Regions from separate parts of the Homo sapiens genome. Here region 2 is linked to region 1. Evidence: read pairs that join two places in POLR2A ChIA-PET (ENCODE). Cell type or tissue: CD4-positive, alpha-beta T cell. All regions are shown on one strand. Each heading gives the region's core, and the rest is flanking DNA. Links, peaks and the distances in the headings are about the cores only.

Evidence for each region. Peaks named below come from ENCODE experiments on the same cell type or tissue, not always from the same donor. Only the 100,000 strongest peaks of a DNase experiment are listed, where the experiment ranks them.
Region 2: POLR2A ChIA-PET joins it to region 1 with 13 read pairs; 26 of 35 experiments call an interaction of 5 or more read pairs at or near these places.

The regions. Positions count from the first base shown.
Region 1 is chr16:67,638,759-67,648,387 of GRCh38, forward strand. It overlaps CARMIL2 (capping protein regulator and myosin 1 linker 2), which reads left to right and starts at 6,386. Exons shown (of 38, transcript NM_001013838.3): 1 at 6,386-6,528; 2 at 6,782-6,873; 3 at 6,966-7,019; 4 at 7,260-7,322; 5 at 7,428-7,552; 6 at 7,668-7,759; 7 at 7,956-8,026; 8 at 8,142-8,215; 9 at 8,358-8,433; 10 at 8,541-8,629; 11 at 8,750-8,844; 12 at 8,922-9,008; 13 at 9,088-9,200; 14 at 9,294-9,556. The coding sequence starts at 6,489. CTCF (CCCTC-binding factor) reads left to right here. Exons shown (of 12, transcript NM_006565.4): 12 at 1-419. RefSeq lists a silencer at 6,080-6,469. In CD4-positive, alpha-beta T cell, for the core only: a CTCF peak has its summit at 6,103 (motif pointing left); DNase peaks (open chromatin) are centred at 6,103, 6,373, 6,853 and 7,413; H3K4me3 peaks cover 1,685 bases; H3K27ac peaks cover 2,446 bases.
Region 2 is chr16:67,549,838-67,559,629 of GRCh38, forward strand. All of the region lies in intron 1 of LOC124903703 (a long non-coding RNA gene), which reads right to left. Among named protein-coding and RNA genes, the nearest start is that of CTCF-DT, 7.6 kb to the right of the region's middle. RefSeq lists enhancers at 2,359-2,860, 2,861-3,360. In CD4-positive, alpha-beta T cell, for the core only: no CTCF peak of the experiment used is centred there; DNase peaks (open chromatin) are centred at 5,954 and 6,274; H3K27ac peaks cover 1,824 bases.

The DNA.
Region 1 (9,629 bases), core at 1,630-9,629:
TAAGGCAGAAGGGTGATTATGAGTGGTTCACAGCAGCCCTTATAAGCTGGGCCAGAAAATTTCACTAGGTCAGTAATTTAAACCTTGGATCTTCAAAAAATAAAATAATGTGAAGCAAAACCAACTAAAAAGTGATTCTTGCACATGAACTGTCACATGTTTAAAAATGTGTTTTTTAGAGAGCCTCAGTCTTACTGATTTCAAACACTTTTTTCTTCTGTGTATTGCTTTTAAGAGAGCCATCAGTTAGCTATCAGACTCTAGGTTGATGCATTTTGTACTTAGCTGTACTGTGTGATATTTTTCATTATTTTAGGACGCCAACATGAGACCTGTAATAAAATATGTAATGGGGTTGAAAGCTGGGGAGGAGGATCTACTGCTGTACAGCTAATAAATCATAACGGATTAACAAGTGCTCCAAAGACTCCATCTTGCGTGATTCCTGCCTGCTTGAGGGAGGCTGGGGGGCTGCATACATGGTTCCAGGCTGTGCAGGCTGCTGCCTTTCACAGGCAACCTCTGTTCCCTGGGATGGTACTTTCTCTAGCAGATGGGACGATATGATCTTGGCGGGTGACTGGATATTGAGCGCATCCTGCTGTAACTGTTTTTTTGTTTTGTTTTGTTTTGTTTTGTTTTGTTTGAGATGGAGTCTCGCTCTGTTGCCCAGGCTGGAGTGCAGTGGCGCAATCTCAGCTCACTGCAACCTCCACCTCCCAGGTTCACGCCATTCTCCTGCCTCAACCTCCCGAGTAGCTGGGACTACAGGCGCCTGCCACCATGCCTGGCCAATTTTTTGTATTTTTAGTAGAGACTGGGTTTCACTGTGTTAGCCAGGATGGTCTCGATCTCCTGACCTTGTAATCCGCCTGCCTAGGCCTCCCAAAGTGCTGGGATTACAGGCGTGAGCCACCACACCCGGCCCCTGCTGTAACTTCTTAACTCCCCAAAATGTGTGTCTAAGTAGACAGGTGAGTAGATGGACAGCAGCCAGCTTCCATGATCCACTTGAGGAGTAAGTGCCCCATGCACAGAGTAGATGGGGCGTAGAGCTGCTTAGAGTGAAAGGGGCTGAGGGGAAGCTGGTCTACTCAGGCTCTCAGCTCAAGGAGGCCTAGGATCAGATGTACCTGGAGCTCTGCCAGGTGTGAGGGAACAGAGAGGAGCTGGGCCCAGTCTGCCCTAGAGAAGTTCATTTGAAAGGAGAGACAGATGCACAACCACCGAGTAGTGAAGAGACCGTCTTAGATAATAGAGCTGCCTGGTAGCACTTCAGGAAGGTGGTTGGAAAGGGAGTTGTGTCGTGTTTGGAATCTTAGGCGTGAGTGGAAAATTATCTTGCTGCTGCTGCCATTCCTAGGCAGATTGCTTTGGCAAACCCACTTGAGGTGAAAGCTTAAACCACTTGAGTTTTTTAACCTAAATTCCAACTTAGGAGTTGTCAATTAGAAGTAACAGAGCAAAATGTGTGAAGCTTTTAGCTGGCTAGTGCTGTCCACACAGATGGGTCTCCCAGGAAAACGACCCAGGGCCTCCTGGGGCCTCGGGACTCAGCCAGGCAGTTAACTCGTTGGTCTGAAAGTTAGTGGTCTCAGGCTGTTGGAGCTTGAGTTCTCTATCCCATCCACGGGTTTACCCGCCAGGGTACCCCCTACCAGCCAGCCAAAACTTTTTTTCTTTTTTTCTTTTTTTTTTTTGAGACGGAGTCTCGCTCTGTCACCCAAGCTGGAGTGCAGTGGCACAATCTTGGATCACTTCAACCTCCACCTCGGGTTCAAGGGATTCTCCTGCCTCAGCCTCCTGAGAAGCTGGGATTACAGGCACCCACCACCACACCTTGCTAATTTTTGTATTTTTAGTAGAGATGGGGTTTCACCATGTTGACCAGGCTGGTCTGGAACTCCTGACCTCAGGTGATCTGCCCGCCTCGGCCTCCCAAAGTTCTAGGATTACAGGCATGAGCCACCACACCCGGCCCCAACTTTTTTTTAATTCCAAGTTTTTTTTGAGACAGGGTCTCACTCTGTCACCTAGGCTGGGATGTGGTGGCACAATCAGCTCACTGTGACCTTGAACTAGGCTCAAGCAATCCTCCTACCTCAGCCTCCTGGATAGCTGGGACTATGGGCCATGCCATCACACCTGGCTCATTTTTGTTTTTTTTGTTTTTTTAGGGTTTTTTTTTTTTTTTTTTTTTTTAGAGATAGGATCTTGCTATGTTGCCCAGGCTAGTCTCAAACTCCTGGACTGAAGTGATCTTCCTGCCTCAGCCTCCAAAAGTGCTGGATTATAGGCATGAACCACCATTCCCAGCCACCTAAGCATATATAACCTCTTTGCAGAACAATGAGGCTCAGTTTTTCTGTATCTTCATTCAACACAGCCTGTCATTCCTGATTGTATACATTCTGTTTGAAAGGTTTTTGTTTGTTTGTTTGCTTGTTTGTTTGTTTTGAGATGGAGTCTCGGTCTGTTGCCAGGCTGGAGTGCAGTGGCGTGATCTCGGCTCACTGCAACCTCTGCCTCCCAGTTTCAAGCAATTCTCCTGCCTCAGCCTCCCCAGTAGCTGGGAATACAGGCACGCACCACCACACCTGGCTAATTGTATTTTAATAGAGACGGAGTTTCACCATGTTGGCCAGGATGGTCTCAATCTCCTGACCTCATGATCCGCCCGCCTCGGCCACCCAAAGTGCTGGGATTACAGGCGTGCACCACCATGCCCGGCCCTCTGTTAGAAAGTTTAAAAGTTTAAAAGTAGCCTCCCAGCTACTTGGGAGGCTGAGGCAGGAGAATTGCTTGAACCCGGGAGGCGGAGGTTGCAGTGAGCCAAGATTGCGCCACTGCACTCCAGCCTGGGTGACAGCGAGACTCCGTCTCAAAAAAAAAAAGTTTAAAAGTGGATTTGTTTTAGCTGGAGAGGGGGCAAGAGAATTGACATCCTGATGGAGTTAAGGCTGAAAAGGGATCCTCCTGCTGCATAGCCCAGGATGCATCCTGTCTGTCCCTTAATTATAAAACATTCAGCAGCAGAAGCCAGTTGTGTTACTGCTTCTGTTGACAGGGAAGTTCCTGAACCTGCATGCAGCTCCCTCAGTGTTAAGCCACAGAAGTAAAGAACCTTTGCCCCTTTCACCCCTAGGCTGGCATCACCCTATTGCTGCCCAGCTCAGCAAGTACCTGAACCCTTCTCTGACTTGTCAGGACCTGGTCTTTGAAAATCATCTGTGGTGAGCCTTATGGCAGCACCAAGGGGGCATAGCCCGGCCCACCTGGGAGGCAAGTCTCGCCCTCAGCCTGTGCTACCCAGAGCAGGCGAGGCTGATGCTCTCGGGAGCTTTGACATTTCCTGAATGCCCATGGAGTGGCATGCCATCCAGAACACAGACGGGCTTGAACAAGCTGACAGCTTCTCACTGAGTCACTGTCACTTGTAAGAACCGAGTCCCATGTGTTCACTTGGTCTCTGAGATCAGGTTTGCTGTGTTACTACCTCCCTGACCACCATCAGCCACGTGGCTAGCCCTGCAAGCCTGTCCAGATCTCTTAGTTGTCCCTGCCTGCCCCCATGTGCTCACACACACAGGGACTGGCCCCACTGGCATCGCTGCAGCCTCCAGAGGCCCTCCACCTGGGCATGGCTCCAGCCCTTTTGGCAGTCACTCTCATTTCTCTCTCCTCCTTGTCATTCTAAACAGAAAAATCCCAGTGAGGTGGATTTTCTGCCATTCTGTTTTGGAATCCCTGGGTTGTCATGGTAGACTTGGCAAATGTGAGTGTTATCTGAGTGCCAGGCACTGTTGCGGGCACTTCCCTTAATAAACATTGAATCCTTTGAGCAAGGCTTGAGGTTAGTTAATAGCTCCGGCTTACAAACAAAACTGGAAGACCAGAAAGGCTAAGCAATGTGTTCAGTGTCAAAATCTAGGCAGTGTGCCTGCAGAACCTGCTTTTTTTTTTTTTTGAGACGGAGTCTTGCTCTGTCGCCCAGGCTGGAGTACAGTGGTGAGATCTTGGTTCACTGCAACCTCTGCCTCCTGGGCTCAAGCAATGCTCATGCCTCAGCCTCCCCAGTAGCTGGGACTACAGGTGCCCACCACCACGCTTGGCTAACTTTTTGTATTTTAGTAGAGACAAGGTTTCACCATGTTGGCCAGGTTGGTCTCGAACTCCTGAGCTCAGGCGATCCACCTCGGCCTCCCAAAATGCTGGGATTATAGGCATGAGCCACTACACCTGGCCAGAACCTGCATTCTTGGTTCCTTGGCAGTACTGTGTGAGACCTACTGAATTGTCACCCTACAAGCAGTTTGAGGGTTCTGTGTGGTCTTAGAGCCTTAGATCTTAATCCAAATTATGTCTCTTCGTGGCCAGGCATGGTGTCTCACGCCTGTAATCCCAGCACTTTGGGAGGCCGAGGTGGGCAGATCACCTGAGGTCAGGAGTTGGAGACCAGCCTGACAAACATGGTGAAACCCCGTCTCTACTAAAAACATAAAAATTCCCTGGGTGTGGTGGCACATGCCTGTAATCCCAGCTACTTGGGAGGCTGAGGCAGAAGAATTGCTTGAACCCAGGAGGCAGAGGTTGCAGTGAACCAAGATCGCCCTACTGCACTCCAGCCTGGGCAACAAGAGCGAAGCTCTGTCTAAAATAATAATAATAATAATGATAATAATAATAATAATAATTAGCCCAGGCATGGTGGTGGGCACCTGTAATCCCAGCTACTCGGGAGACTGAGGCAGGAGAATTGCTGGAACCTGGGAGGCGGAGGCTGCAGTGAACCAAGATCGCCCTACTGCACTCCAGCCTGGGCAACAAGAGCGAAGCTCTGTCTAAAATAATAATAATAATAATGATAATAATAATAATAATAATTAGCCCAGGCATGGTGGTGGGCACCTGTAATCCCAGCTACTCGGGAGACTGAGGCAGGAGAATTGCTGGAACCTGGGAGGCGGAGGCTGCAGTGAGCCAAGATTGTGCCACTGCACTCCAGCCTGGACCACAGAGCAAGACTCTATCTCAAAACCAACAAACAAACCAAGTATGTCTCTTCAATCGGGGAGGCAGCAGGAACTCTCTGTGCTGCATCTTCTGCAGCTGACTCCTCCTTGTCACCCTTAGCTGTCATTTCACCTCCACCTTGCTGAGCTATGGGCAGGGTAGACTGCTGTTCCTTACCGCTTAAGTGGAGTTTAGATTGTAATAGAAGAAAAAAAATGCAGTCTCTTCCTGTGAACTTTCCAGAATCTAGGTCCTGGTCTTTGAGAGGGCAACAGGCTACCAGGCCCCACCCTATGACTGTCTGACCCCTCTCAGCCCTGGAGACACTGGCTTATTTCTCTCTCTCTGGCTGCCCCCTCCCAAACTCTCTCCAGCCTGGGGAGAAGGCAGACACAAGAAGACCCTCATGTACCTGGACGACTCACTCCGGCCCTCTATGAAGTGCTTGGGGTTCAGGGCTCACCTTAGCCCCAGGCTTCCCCCCGAAGGCTCCGGGTACACCCTCACCTTCGGCCCTGACCCCACCTCTGCGGCAAGGAAGGGCGTCTGGACCCATCAGGCTGTTTTTTTTTTTTTTTTTTAGACAGGACCTGGCTTTGTCACCCAGGCTGGAGTACAGTGGTGCGATCTCCGCTCACTGCAAACTCTGCCTCCCAAGCTCAAGTGATCCTCCCACCTCAGCCTCCCAAGTAGCTAGGATTACAGACACACGCCATCACGCCGTCTAATTTTGTAAATTATTTTGCAGAGACAGGGTCTCCCTATGTTGCCCAGCTTGGTCTCGAACTCTTTGGCTCAAGCGTTCCTCCTTCCTCGGCCTTCCAAAGTGCTGGGATTACAGGCGTGAGCCACCGCGCCTGGCCCCATCTGACATTTTTTCCCACCCATTCAAAATCTCTTGGATCCCTAACAGGGTCACGGACTCCAGGTTCGGAGCAACGGGCAGGACCTCCGGTGTTGGCAGAATTCGGGCGCTCCTTGCTGAACAGTCCCCCTTCTGCCAGGCGCCTCGTCCACCTCCGCAGCCTGGGCTTTGGAGGGGACCAGCCCCGGTGGGCCGCGGGGATCCCCAGGCAGGCAGCGTCCCCTGGTGTTCGCGGCAGGGACTGCGGGGCGGGGTGGAAGCCGGGGGCAAGGACCCGCTGGAGGCCCGCCACACCCGCGACCCTCCCGGCCACGCCACTGCCCACCCCGACGTCTACCCTGGCGGAGAAGCTCCTGGGCGACGGGGCGGGCGGGCAGGTGGGACTCGGCCCCCCTCCCACAACCCCGCTCCCGGGCAAGCTCTCGAGCCGCGAGGCCGGGGCGGGGAGGGGCCGGGCCGGGGGCGGCCTGGCAGGAAGCGGCGCGCACCTTCCGCCGCCGGAGGAGCAGGTGGCTGCCGTGCGGGTCTGGGCCCCAGGCTTCCTGTGTGCGCGCTCGTCCTCTGCTGTTTCCCGCCGGAGCTCGTTGGGCCTCCCCGGCCCGCCCGGCCCATGGCCCAGACCCCCGACGGCATCTCCTGTGAGCTCCGAGGTAAGCGCTGGCCCTTCCTGCCTTCTTGGCCGGGAGGAAGTAGTGCAGCCCCAAAATCAGAGGCCCACCCAGCGCCCCAGAGGGCCTGGTCAGAGGTCCTCCCTGCTCCCCAGGAGGGCAGGCGCCCCAGATCCTCTCCCCTCCTTCCTCGCTGGCCGCAGATAAGCCCCAGGGCCCCAGCCTGGCACAGACTGTGGGCACCAGTGGCTTCTGTGCAAGGACTGAAGTCACCCAGCAGGCTGCCCTTCCACAGGCGAGATCACCAGGTTCCTGTGGCCCAAAGAGGTGGAGCTGCTGCTGAAAACCTGGCTACCCGGGGAGGGTGCTGTGCAAAACCATGTCCTGGTATGGGGCAGGGGACAGAGCCGGGGAGGCGGCTGTGGCCCCACAGAAAGAGCCTCTTGCTCTGCCCAGGATATCAGACTGTCTTTCCCCAGGCACTGCTACGATGGAGAGCCTACCTGCTGCACACCACCTGCCTCCCGCTGAGGGTGAGTCCCAGGGCCTGGCCACACCCCCGCCCGCCAGCAGCTACCTTGGCAGGGGGCTGCATCTGCAGAGTGGTCCTTCTTGGCCTTGTGGGCCCTGACTTTGCACCAGCACTGGGCTCTGGGCAGCCGACAGGAGGGGAGTCCAGGCAGATCTGGCTCTGCCCCAGGCTGCCCAAAGGACTGGACTTCCATGAGGGCGGGGCTGGGGGCTTGGTCCCAGCTGATCTAGGCCCTTTCTAGGTGGACTGCACGTTCAGCTACCTGGAGGTCCAGGCCATGGCGCTGCAGGAGACACCCCCTCAGGTGAGACACCTAGTACCCTACCTGGGCCTGCAGCCTGGTCTTCATGCTACCACCATCACCTGCGCCCATGTGTGGAGCCGAGGCCTAGTAGTGCCCCTTCCCTAGGTCACCTTTGAGCTGGAGTCCCTGCGTGAGCTGGTCCTGGAGTTTCCTGGTGTGGCCGCCCTGGAACAGCTGGCCCAGCACGTGGCTGCAGCCATCAAGAAGGTCTTCCCTCGCTCGACCCTTGGGTGAGGCCTGGCAAATTCGAGGGGCTGGCAGGGGAGGAGGGAGTGCATGAGAAGGGCTGCTTCCCATCCCAGAGGCTGGAAGTCCTTTGCCCCCTTCTCCTTAACCCCCTACCAGGAAGCTATTCCGGAGGCCCACACCAGCCTCCATGCTGGCTCGGCTGGAGAGAAGCAGCCCCTCGGAGTCCACTGACCCCTGCAGCCCCTGTGGTAAGGGTGAAGGCAGAGCCACAGGCCTTCCAGCCTGCCCCACCTCTGCCTCCCCAGACCCGCAAGCTGGGGGGGCCCCAAACTGAACAGAGCCATTCAGGTCCCAGCCACCACCTAGTCTGTGGGTCTGGTCTTCCTCCATCGCTGATGTTTTGTCTCTCTCCTTTTCCACATCGCACCCCTATCCCCTCCCCAGGTGGCTTCTTGGAGACATACGAGGCTCTGTGTGACTACAATGGCTTCCCTTTCCGAGAGGAGATTCAGTGGGTGAGGGTAGGGCCCTTTTGAAGGGCTCTGGAGACATCTGGTCCCCCATGTGTGCTGAGCCCCTCCCTGCCCCTTGTGGCCCCAGGCGAACTGTAAGCATCTCCTTCTCACCCAGGACGTGGACACCATTTACCATCGCCAGGGCTGCCGCCATTTCAGCCTGGGAGACTTCAGCCACCTCGGCAGTCGGTGTGTGGCCTGCCAGGATGGGAGAGGAGGAAGATCCCGGGGCCCATATCCCTGGGCCTCAGTTTCTCCATGGAGGGGCTGCTGGGCCTGGGACCTGGCTGGAGGGCCCTGAGCTCTGCCTCTGTTCCCACCCTCCCACCAGGGACCTGGCCTTGAGTGTGGCTGCCCTGTCCTACAACCTGTGGTTCCGGTGCCTCTCCTGTGTGGACATGAAGCTGGTGAGGGGGTTCGGGGTAAGGGCAGGGAGGGGCCAAGGGTGTGGGCCAGGGTGCAGCCCGCTGAGGGCCAGGGTGCAGCCCGTGAGCCGCCGCCCTCTGCTTCTCAGAGCCTTGAGGTCTCAGAACAGATTCTGCACATGATGAGTCAGTCATCACACCTGGAGGAGCTGGTGCTGGAGACCTGCAGCCTGAGGGGGTGAGGGGGACAGGGCAGGGCTTGGAGAGGAGAGTCTGGAGGCTTGGGACTGGGGGCTAGTGGCCTGGGAGGGGTTGGCAAACCAGGGGCAGAATCTCATGCCTGGGGTCTGGTCCCCAGAGACTTTGTCCGACGACTGGCCCAGGCGCTGGCGGGACACTCAAGCTCTGGGCTGCGGGAGCTCAGCCTCGCGGGGAACCTGCTGGATGACCGAGGTATGACTGAGCCTGGGGACCGCAGGGGTGGGCAGCAGGAGGAGGTGAGACCCACGTGGCTGTTCCCACCCCCCAAGGCATGACTGCACTCAGCAGACACCTCGAGCGTTGTCCAGGAGCCCTGAGGAGACTCAGCCTGGCCCAGACAGGGTTGACACCGCGAGGTAGGCTGGATGAGGGAGGGGGTGAGGGGAGGGGGGTGGGGGTCTGTCCAACTGCTGAGTGACCCCGACCCACCACCAGGAATGAGGGCTCTGGGCCGGGCACTGGCCACCAATGCCGCCTTCGACTCCACCCTGACCCACCTGGACCTTTCTGGGAATCCTGGGGCGCTGGGGGCCTCCGAGGACAGTGGGGTGAGTGGCTGTCTTCAGGGTGGGAGCTTGGGGTTGCTCATAAGCCCTGGGTAGGCGATCCCCCACTCCATCGCACCCCTGTCCTCCCTCCAGGGCCTCTATAGCTTCCTGAGCCGTCCTAACGTACTGTCGTTCCTGAATCTCGCAGGCACCGACACTGCCCTGGACACTGTGAGGGGGTGCTCCGTGGGGGGATGGATGACCGGCAGGGCGGACTGGAGGGCGGGACGGGGAGGGCTCGGTCCCCCCGCGGGTGTAGCCAACAGCCTCCCCCCGCAGCTCTTCGCAGCGGTATCCCGAGGCTGCTGCACCAGCCTTACCCACCTCGACGCTTCGAGGAACGTCTTCTCCCGCACGTAAGGGGGACCTGTCGGGGCCGGGGGAGGCTGCTGGAAGCCGCCTCCTTGCGGCCCCAGGCCCACCTTCCCA
Region 2 (9,792 bases), core at 1,793-9,792, 89 kb before region 1:
GTCTCACTTGTCTCCAGATACACCCAGGGCATATGGACACTCAGTGAATGCTGACTGAGAGCAGCTGAATTGCTATACGCAACACCTAGGTTTCTAACTGTCTCCTCTTAATTTCCTTACAACCTTCTCCTCCTCCTCAGGCATGTCTTAACATGGTGAAACCCCATGTTGTCTCTACTTAAAAAATAAAAATCGCCCCACAGGGTTCCATTCTAGGCCCTTTCCTCTCTCTCAAAACATACCCCTAGATGACCTCCCCATTCTGCTGGCTTCCATCCACATGCTGAGGCTGCATGCCAATCATTCACATGGTTCTTACCTTGCTTCCAGACCCCCACATCCAGCTGCTCACTGGACACTTCCTTTTGAACATCTGGGGCATTTCAAACTCAACATGCTCAAAATCAGACTCAACATCTTCTCAAAACTTGTTTCTCCTCCAACAGCTCTAGGGGTTACCAATTTCCCAGGTACCCAAGCCATATAACAGAGCCTCATCCTTACTCTTTCCTCTGTACCCACATCCCAGCCATCAGAATCCTCCCAATTAAATGCCCTAAATATATATTTTTTTGATATGGAGTCTTGCGCTGCTGCCCAGGCTGAGTGCAGTGGCGCAATCTCGGCTCACTGTAACTTCTGCCTCCCGGGTTCAAGCAATTCTTGTGCCTCAGCCTCTGGAGTTGCTGGGATTACAGATGCCCGCCACCACAACCAGCTAATTTTTGTATTTTTAGTAGAGACGAGGTTTCACCTTGTTGGCCAGGCTGGTCTCTAACTCCTAACCCCAAGTGACCCACCCGCCTCAGCCTCCCAAACTGCTGGGATTACAGGTGTGAGCCACGGCACCTGGCCCATATATTTCTTTAGCAAGCTGCATGCCCACCTGCTCTTGTCACAGGAGCCTGCGCTTTCCCTTCTATAAGACTAATCACACTTCATTGCAATTGCTTATTTTATTTATTTATTTATTTTTTGAGATAGAGTTTCACTCTTGTTGCCCAGGCTGGAGTGCAATGGCGTGATCTCAGCTCACCACAACCTCTGCCTCCTGGGTTCAAGCGATTGTCCTGCCTCAGCCTCCCGAGTAGCTGGGATTACAGGCATGTGCCACCACACCCGGCTAATTTTGTATTTTTAGTAGAGACGGCGTTTCTCCATGTTGGTCAGGCTGGTCTCAAACTCCTTACCTCAGGTGATCCACCCACCCTGGCCGCCCAAAGTGCGGGATGACAGGCGTGAGCCACCGCACCTGGCCTGCAATTGCTTATTTACTTTGTACCCTCTGGAACATACATTCATAATATATGCTGACAATTTTACTGGGTAACCACCCAGGTCTGAGGTGGGTGCCTTCCCTCTAGAACTTGGTCCAAGTGTTTTGTTTTGTTTTTGGGACAGGGTCTTGCTCTGTTGTCCTGGCTGGAGTGCAGTGGTATGATCATAGCTCACCGTAACCTTGAACTCCTGGGCTCAAGGGATCCTCCTACCTCAGCCTACCAAGTAGCTGGGACTATAGGCACACACCACTATGCCCTGCTAAAGAGGTGGTCTCACTATGTCGCCCAGGCTGGCCTCAAGTGATCCTCCCACCTTGGCCTTCTAAAGTGCTGGGATCACAGGTATGAGGCATCACACCCAGCCTTTTTATTTTTTTTAAACAGCTCTTTTTGAGATTTAGCGCACCTACCATGCAATTCAACCATTTAAAGTGTACAATTTGGCCAGGCGCAGTGGCTCATGCCTATAATCCCAGCACTTTTGGAGGCCAAGGCAGGTGGACTACCTGAGGTCAGGAGTTCCAGACCAGCCTGGCCAACATGGTGAAACCCCATGTTGTCTCTACTTAAAAAATACAAAAATTAGCTGGGCATGGTAGTGGATGCTTCTAATCCCAGCTACTTGGGAGGCTGAGGCAGAAGAATCTCTTGAACCCGGGAGGTGGAGGTTGCGGTGAGTTAGATCATGCCACTGCACTCCAACCTAGGTGAAGAGTGAGACTCCATCTCAAAAAAATAAATAAATACTTAAAGTGTACAATTCAATGGCTTTTAGTATATTCAGAGTTGCACAGCCATCACCACAATTTTAGAACATTTTCATCAACCCAAAAAGAAACCCTGCACCCCTTAGCTGTCATCCCTGCGCTTCCATATTCTCCACCCTACCCCCAGGCAACCACTAATCTACTTTCTGTCTCTACAGATTTGCCTATCCTGGATATGTCTTACAAATGAAATCAGGTTAGGGCTTTCCAACTTACCCAGTTCTAAGATTCACCTGAGAACTTCCCTGGAGATTCCAATTCAGCAAATCTGGCGTAGGGCCAGCCAATTCTCTATTTGTTCAGGCTGCATCTGCCTTTGCTATGCCCAGCACCCAAGGCCAGATACACAGTAAGTGGTCCAGAAATATCTTCTGATGAATACCTCTAAAACCTGTCTCTAGCTCTGGTTTCCCTTACATACACCTCCCCAACTGATGGCCTTGTCTTATGTCAAAAGCAACCTGAAAAGCACTTTGAGTGTGAAAGTACCATATGTTCAGTGTGGAAGAAGCCTGGAAACTCAAACACTCTCCCTAGTCCCCCCCATGGGGCATAGCGCTTTAGAATGCACTTTCACCACCAGGATCCCAATTAAGGAATGGAACAGAAGCCTGAGGAGGGGACAACAGAGGGAGGGAGGACTGAGGTCAGACTGGTGGAGGAAGCAAGCAAGCTGAATCCCCAGGGGCCAGAGGGGGCAGTTAGAGATGAGGCTGAGGGGGTGAGCAGGGGCTTGGTGAGCATGGGAGGCCTTGTGGAGTGGCTGAGTTTGGAATTTATCCCAGGGTACCGGGGAGCCACCAGTGGGCTTGAAGCAGGGGGGTTTTGTGATCACGTGTGTGCTTTGGGAAGGTCACTCTGGCAGCTGTGAGAGGGAGGAGGCCGGAAGCAGGGAGGAGCCTGCAGTTACATTAGAAGAAGCAAGAGTCTGGGCCTGGTGGCTCACGCTTATAATCCCAGCACTTTGGGAGGCTGAAGCAGGTGGATTGCTTGAGCTCAGGAGTTTGAGACCAGCCTAGGCAACATGGCAAAACCCCATCTCTACAAAAAATACAAAAATTAGCTGGGCACGGTGGTGTGCACCTGTAGCATCAGCTACTGAGGAGGCTGAAGCAGGAGGATAACTTGAGCCTGGGAGGTTAGGGCTGCGTGAGCTGTGACTGCACCACTGCCTGATAGCCTGGGCAACAGAGTGAGACCCCATCTCAAAAAAAAAAAAAAAAAAGAAGCAAGAGTAGCCTGGGCCAGAGTGGGTAAAGGCTAGAAGCAGAGGCTTGAAAGTCATGCTCGCTTTAGCATGCGGTTTCATATGACTACTGTGATGTCCAGTGACTGCTCCGCTCCATTCCTTCCACACCTGTAGCCTATACCTTTACACTTCCCTTTTCATCCTTGACTTTTACCTTCTAATACTCAAGGTTTAGTCTGATATTTCCACACTAATATAAAACGAAATAGAAGGCACTCGAGGGCTAGGGACATCCTCTATCTATCTCTGGTAGTACCTAACCTTGAACATAGACCTGGGTCCTAAGCAGTTATTCAGGACATACTTGTAGATTAATAAGTCATCACCTAAATACCTCTGCTGTCTGCCTGAGAGCCTGAAGTTTCCACAATTAAAGCCCTTCCCAGCCTGGGCAACATAGTGAGACCCTGTCTCTATAAATAATTCTTTTTTTTTTAATTAGCCAGACATGGTGGCATGTGCCTGTAGTCCTAGCGACTCAGGAGGATTGCTTGAGCCCAGGAGTTAAAGGCTGCAGTGAGCTATGATTACGCCATTGCACTTCAGCCTGGGTGACAGAGTGAGATCCCATCTTTTTTTTTTTTTTTTTTCCTGAGACAGAGTCTCGCTCTGTCGCCCAGGCTGGAGTGCAGTGGTGCAATCTTGGCTCACTGCAACCTCTACCTCCCAGGTTCAAGTGATTCCCCTGCCTCAGCCTGCTGAGTAGATGGGATGACAGGCACACACCACCACAACCAGCTAATTTTTGTATTTTTAGTAGAGACGGGGTTTCACCATGTTGGTCAGGCTGGTCTCGAACTCCTGACCTCGTGATCCACCCACCTTAGCCTCCCAAAGTGCTGGGATTATAGGCCGTGATTGCCATCACACCAAGCCTACAGTCCCCCATTTTTTATGGGGGATATGTTCCAAGCTCTCTGGTGGATGTCTGAAATCAAGGATAGTCCTGAATCCTATATATAGTATGTGTTATCAATCTGATAACTGAGATGGCTACTAAGTGGCTAATAGGTGGGTAGTATATACAGCATGGGTATGCTGGACAATGGAACGAGTCACATTCCAGGCAGTATGCAGCAGGATGTTGTGAGATTTCACCACTCTACTCAGAATGGTGTGCAATTCGAAACATGATTTCTGGAAGTTTCCATTTAGTATTTTCAGACTGCAGTTGACCATGTGTAACCAATAGCAGAAAATAGCAGAAAGTGAAGCTGTGAACAAGGGGGAGACTACTGTACTCATTCTGATTTTGCCAACAAGTTGCCGGACAACCCTGAGCAAGTCACTTCATTTCTGAATTTAGGACAAAACTGCCTGGCTGATCAAATAGAGCTGTGAGCATCACTTGAAAAGGCAGACATGAAGGTGTTTTGCAAAATGAAAAATATAGAGATGGATTATAAAGGGTGATCCATGCATGTTTGGAAAAGTAAGTAACAGCACAGAAAACAAAATCAACTTCTAAAACATTGGATATAGGTTTAGCAACAGTCCTTTATACCTTTAAGAGCAGTCATTTGAGCTGAGAGGTAAAAAATAAATATGGCTGGCCGGGGTAACCCCAGCACTTTGGGAGGCTGAGGCGGGCAGATCACAAGGTCAGGAGATCGAGACCATCCTGGCTAACAGGGTGAAACCCCATCTCTACTAAAAATACAAAAACATTAGCTGGGCATGGTGGCACATACCTGTAGTCCCAGCTACTCAGGAGGCTGAGGCAGGAGAATTGCTTGAATCTGGGAGGCGGAAGCTGCAGTGAGTCGAGATCTCGCCACTGCACTCCAGCCTGAGCGACACAGCGAGACTCCACCTCAAAATAAATAAATAAATAAATAGGCCGGCGTGGTGGCTCACGACTGTAATCCCAGCTCTTTGGGAGGCTGAGGTGGGCAGATCACATGAGGTTGGGAATTCCAGATCAGCCTGACTAACATGGAGAAACCCCGTCTCTACTAAAAATACAAAATTAGCCGGGCATGGTGGCGCATGCCTGTAATCCCAGCTACTTGGGAGGCTGAGGCGGGAGAATTGCTTGAACCCGGGAGGTGGAGGTTGTGGTGAGCCAAAATCATGCCATTGTACTCCAGCCTGGGCAACAAGAGCAAAACTCCGTCTCAAAATAAATAAATAAATAAATAAATAAATAAATAAATAAATAAATAAATAAGGCTTTCACAGGGGTCTGAAGAAAGCAGACATTAATAAGGAAAAAAACTCCTACAGTCTAGGCAGGAGATGATATGGAAGGATGAGTCTTTAAAATGTTAGAATAGGCCGGGCTTGGTGGCTCATGCCTGTAATCCCAGCACTTTGGGAGGCCGAGGCAGGCAGATCGTGAGGTCAGGAGATTGAGACCAGCCTGGCCAACATGGTGAAACCCATCTCTACTAAAAATACAAAAATTAGCTGGGCATGGTGGTGCGTGTCTGTAATCCCAGCAATTTGGGAGGTTCAGGCAGGAGAATTGCTTAAACCTGGGAGGCAGAGGTTGCAATGAGCCAAGATTGCACCACTGCACTCCAGGCTGGGCAACAGAGCAAGACTCCATCTTGGGGAAAAAAAAAATTTAAATGTTAGAAGTGGTTAGGCTTGGCAGTTGATGTTGGCAGACAATGAAAGCTTTCCAAATGTCTTTAAAGGTTTAGCATCACTACTCTACACCCTCATCCAATGGTGTAAGATGACTCGCTGTCCCCCAAATACTCTTGTAGACTTTTATGCCTTTGATCATGGCTCTTCACCTTACATGTCTTCGTGTCACTTGTTAATGCTTTGCTAATCCTTTAGACCCAGCTGAAATGAGATACTCCTGGAGTGATTTACTCCTTTAGCTGTGAGCTCATTTCTTTCCACTATAACAGTTATTGCATTAATTTTTTGTGTGTTTGTTTTAACCAGTTTTACTAGTTAAATTTTGAGTCCAAGGGCAGGAAACACATCGTGAGTCATCTTTGAATCTCCAGTGCCTAGAACAGGAAGCTACACACACCAAGTATTCAATAATTACTTGATGAGCTGCATCATGTCTCACACATGTTCTCAACAGGTATAGAGAAAACCAGAGTGTTCACATGTAACTTTAGGCCTTACCCCAAGGAGGGCAGGAAGATTCCCTGCTCATTATGTCTTAGAAAATCAATATGTCTCCCCTTCGTTTGTTGATTATCTTGATTAAAGAGTTTTTAAAAAACATGTAAATGATCATAATTATTGCAAGCTTTACAGGGGTAACAATAGGAGCCAAGGAAGATCTTGGAAATACAACTGTTCTCCTGAGAATCATAGGATAATGATTTCTGGCTGGGTGCAGTGGCTCATGCCTGTAATCCCAGCACTTTGGGAGGCTGAGGTAGGAGGATTGCTTCACACCAGGAGTTCGAGACCAGCCTGGGCAACATAGTAAGACCCCCATCTCTACAAAAAACAAAAAACCTTAGCCAGGTGTGTTGGCACTCGCCTATAGTCCCAGCAACTCAGAATGCTGAGGCAAAGGTTGCAGTGAGCAGAGTTCGCCACTGCACTCCACACCCCAGCCTGGGCAACAGTGGACAATGCGACCCTGTCTCAAAAAAAAAAAAAAAAAAAAAAGCTGCTTTATTTCTTGTCTAATCCTTATGGCTGTATCAAGCACAATGATCATCCCATTTTATTTATTTATTTTTTTGAGACAGAGTCTCCTCTGTCACCCAGGCTGGAGTGCAGTGGCGCGATCTCGGCTCACTGCAACCCCTGCCTTCCAGATTCAAGCAGTTCTCCCGCCTCAGCCTCCTGAGTAGCTGGGATTACAGGCACCCACTATCGTACCTGGCTAATTTTTGTATTTTTGGTCTTGAACTCCTGACCATAGGTGATCCACCTGCCTTGGCCTCCCAAAGTGCTGTGATTACAGGCATGAGCCACCACGCCCAACCTATCATCCCATTTTATAGAAGAGAAATCTATAGTTGAGTTGTTACGAATTCAACAGAGACCACACGGCTAATAAAAAACCAAGACTAGACTTGAATCCCGAACAATCTAATTCTAGCATCCAGAGAGGGTGACATTAAACATTTAAGTTACATAACTAACACTAGTTAATCTAATTAACTGCTCATCAAATATTTCTAGTAATTTGGCTTCCCCGAATGCTCTCCTATAGGGGATCAATATGCCTTTTGCCAGCACGAGGACACTGGTCCACTTGCCCGTTGTTAACAGCACTCTGCTTATCTAGCAAGCGCCTGTGAGCCTGACAAATCCCCGAGGAAGGAATCTGCTCTTAGGGTACAAACCACATTGGGTTTCTGGTCCTGTACGTGAGGCTCAAGGCCAGATCTTTTTTTTTTTTTTTTTTGAGACAGAGTCTCACTCTGTCGCCAGGCTGGAGTGGAGTGGTGCGATCTCTGCTCACTGCAACCTCCGCCTCCCAGGTTCAAGCGATTCTCCTGCCTCAGCCTCCTGAGTAGCTGGGATTACAGGCACACGCCACCACACCCAGCTAATTTCTGTATTTTCAGTAGAGACGGGATTTCACCATGTTGGCCAGGATGGTCTCAATCTCTTGACCTAGTGATCCGCCCACCTCGGCCTCTGAAAGTGCTGGGATTACAGGCATGAGCCACCGTGCCCAGCCTAGCCTTATTTTTATCACCTCAACTGTTTCACAGCCTGTCATCATATTTTCCCTCAGCTTGTTTCTTTCCAGCCTCAAACATTCTATTCCTTTTGTTTGGCCTTCTGTTCCTTCATCTTTGGAGCTGACTCCATAAAGTAGGACACATCAAGATTTACCATAAAGACAAGAAAATATTTTGTTTGTTTATTTATTTTTGAGATGAAGTCTCGCTCTGTCGCCCAGGCTGGTGTGCAGTGGCGCAATCTCGGCTCACTGCAACCTCCACCTCCCAGGTTCAAGCAATTCTCCTGCCTCAGCCTCCCGAGTAGCTGGGATTACAGGTGTGCCACCACGCCTGGCTAATTTTTATATTTTCAGTAGAGATGAGGTTTCACCATGTTGGCCAGGCTGATCTCAAACTCCTGACCTCAGGTAATCCGCCTGCCTCGGCCTCCCACAGTGCTGGGATTACAGGTGTGAGCCACTACGCCCAGCCAGAAAATATTTTCTTTTCTTCCTTCCTTAGTGATCCTTCGCATTTTCTCAGCCCTATGTGAGAGCAGTACATAGGGTCCTTGTCTTCAGAAAGCAGGCTTCAAGGCCACTTGGACCCCATTCCTGGCTTTTGATGCCTCAGAGATCATAGAGTTATAAATATAATTAATATATAGTTGTAAATATAATCATAAATATAATTGAGGCTTTTTTCCCTCTAAATCCACTGCCTCAGGCTGGGTGTGGTGGCTTACATCTGTAATCCCAAGACTTTGGGAGGCTGAGGTGGGCGGATCTCCTGAGATCAGGAGTTCAAGACCAGCCTGGCCAACATGGCAAAACCCCGTCTCCACTAAAAATACAAAAAATTAGCCAGGAGTGGTAGTGCACACCTGTAGTCCCAGCTACTCGGGAGGCTGAGGCAGGAGAATTGCTTGAACCCAGGAAGCAGAAGTTGCAGCGAGCTGAGATCGAGCCACTGCATTCCAGCCTGGGCGACAGAGTGAGATTACATCTAAAAATAAAATAAAATAAAAAAATAAATCCACTGCTTCATATTTGCCTACATAAAAGCTTTAGAAGGTGTTCCTGTAGTCTACTCTTAAAGAAGATGGGGACAGGTGTGGTGGCTTACATCCCAGCACTTTGGAAGGCCAAGACAGGAGAATTGCTGGAGCCTGAGACCAGCCTGGGCAACACAGTGAGACCTCATCTCCACAAAAAGAAAACAAAAAACAAAAAAAAAGGAAGGTGATTTGAAGTAAAATCTTGAGAAAGTGAACTAATTAGCTTATTAATGTTACTAGAAAGAAAATCTAAAGTTTAAATGCAAGTCAGCTTTTAATTTTTTTTTTATTTTTGAGACAATGTCTTGCTCTGTCACTCAGGCTGGAATGTAGTGGTGCAATCGGGGTTCACTGCAGCTTCAACCTCCTGGGCTCAAGTGATGCTCCTGCCTCAGCCTCCCAAGTATCTGGGACTACAGGTACACACCACCATGTTCAGCTAATTTTTTGTAGAGATGGGCTTTTGCCATGTTACCCAGGCTAGTCTCAAACTCCTGGGCTCAAGTAATCCACCTACCTTGGCCTCCCAAAGTGCTGGGATTACAGGCATGAGCCACTGTGCCTGGCCTATTTTTTATTTTTTTGAGACAGGGTCTTGCTTCATCACCCAGGCTGGAGTACAGTGGCACACACATGGCTCCCTGTAGTCTCGACCTCCTGGGCTCAAGCGATCTTCCCACCTCAGCCTCCCAAGTAGCTGGGACTACAGTCATACGCCACCACACTCAGCTAATTTTTAAATTTTTTGTATAAACAAGGTCTCCCTATGTGCATGTCAGCTTTGTTGTTTCTAGTACATAAGTTCTTAAGTATACCAGGAACTATTTGGGCTGAG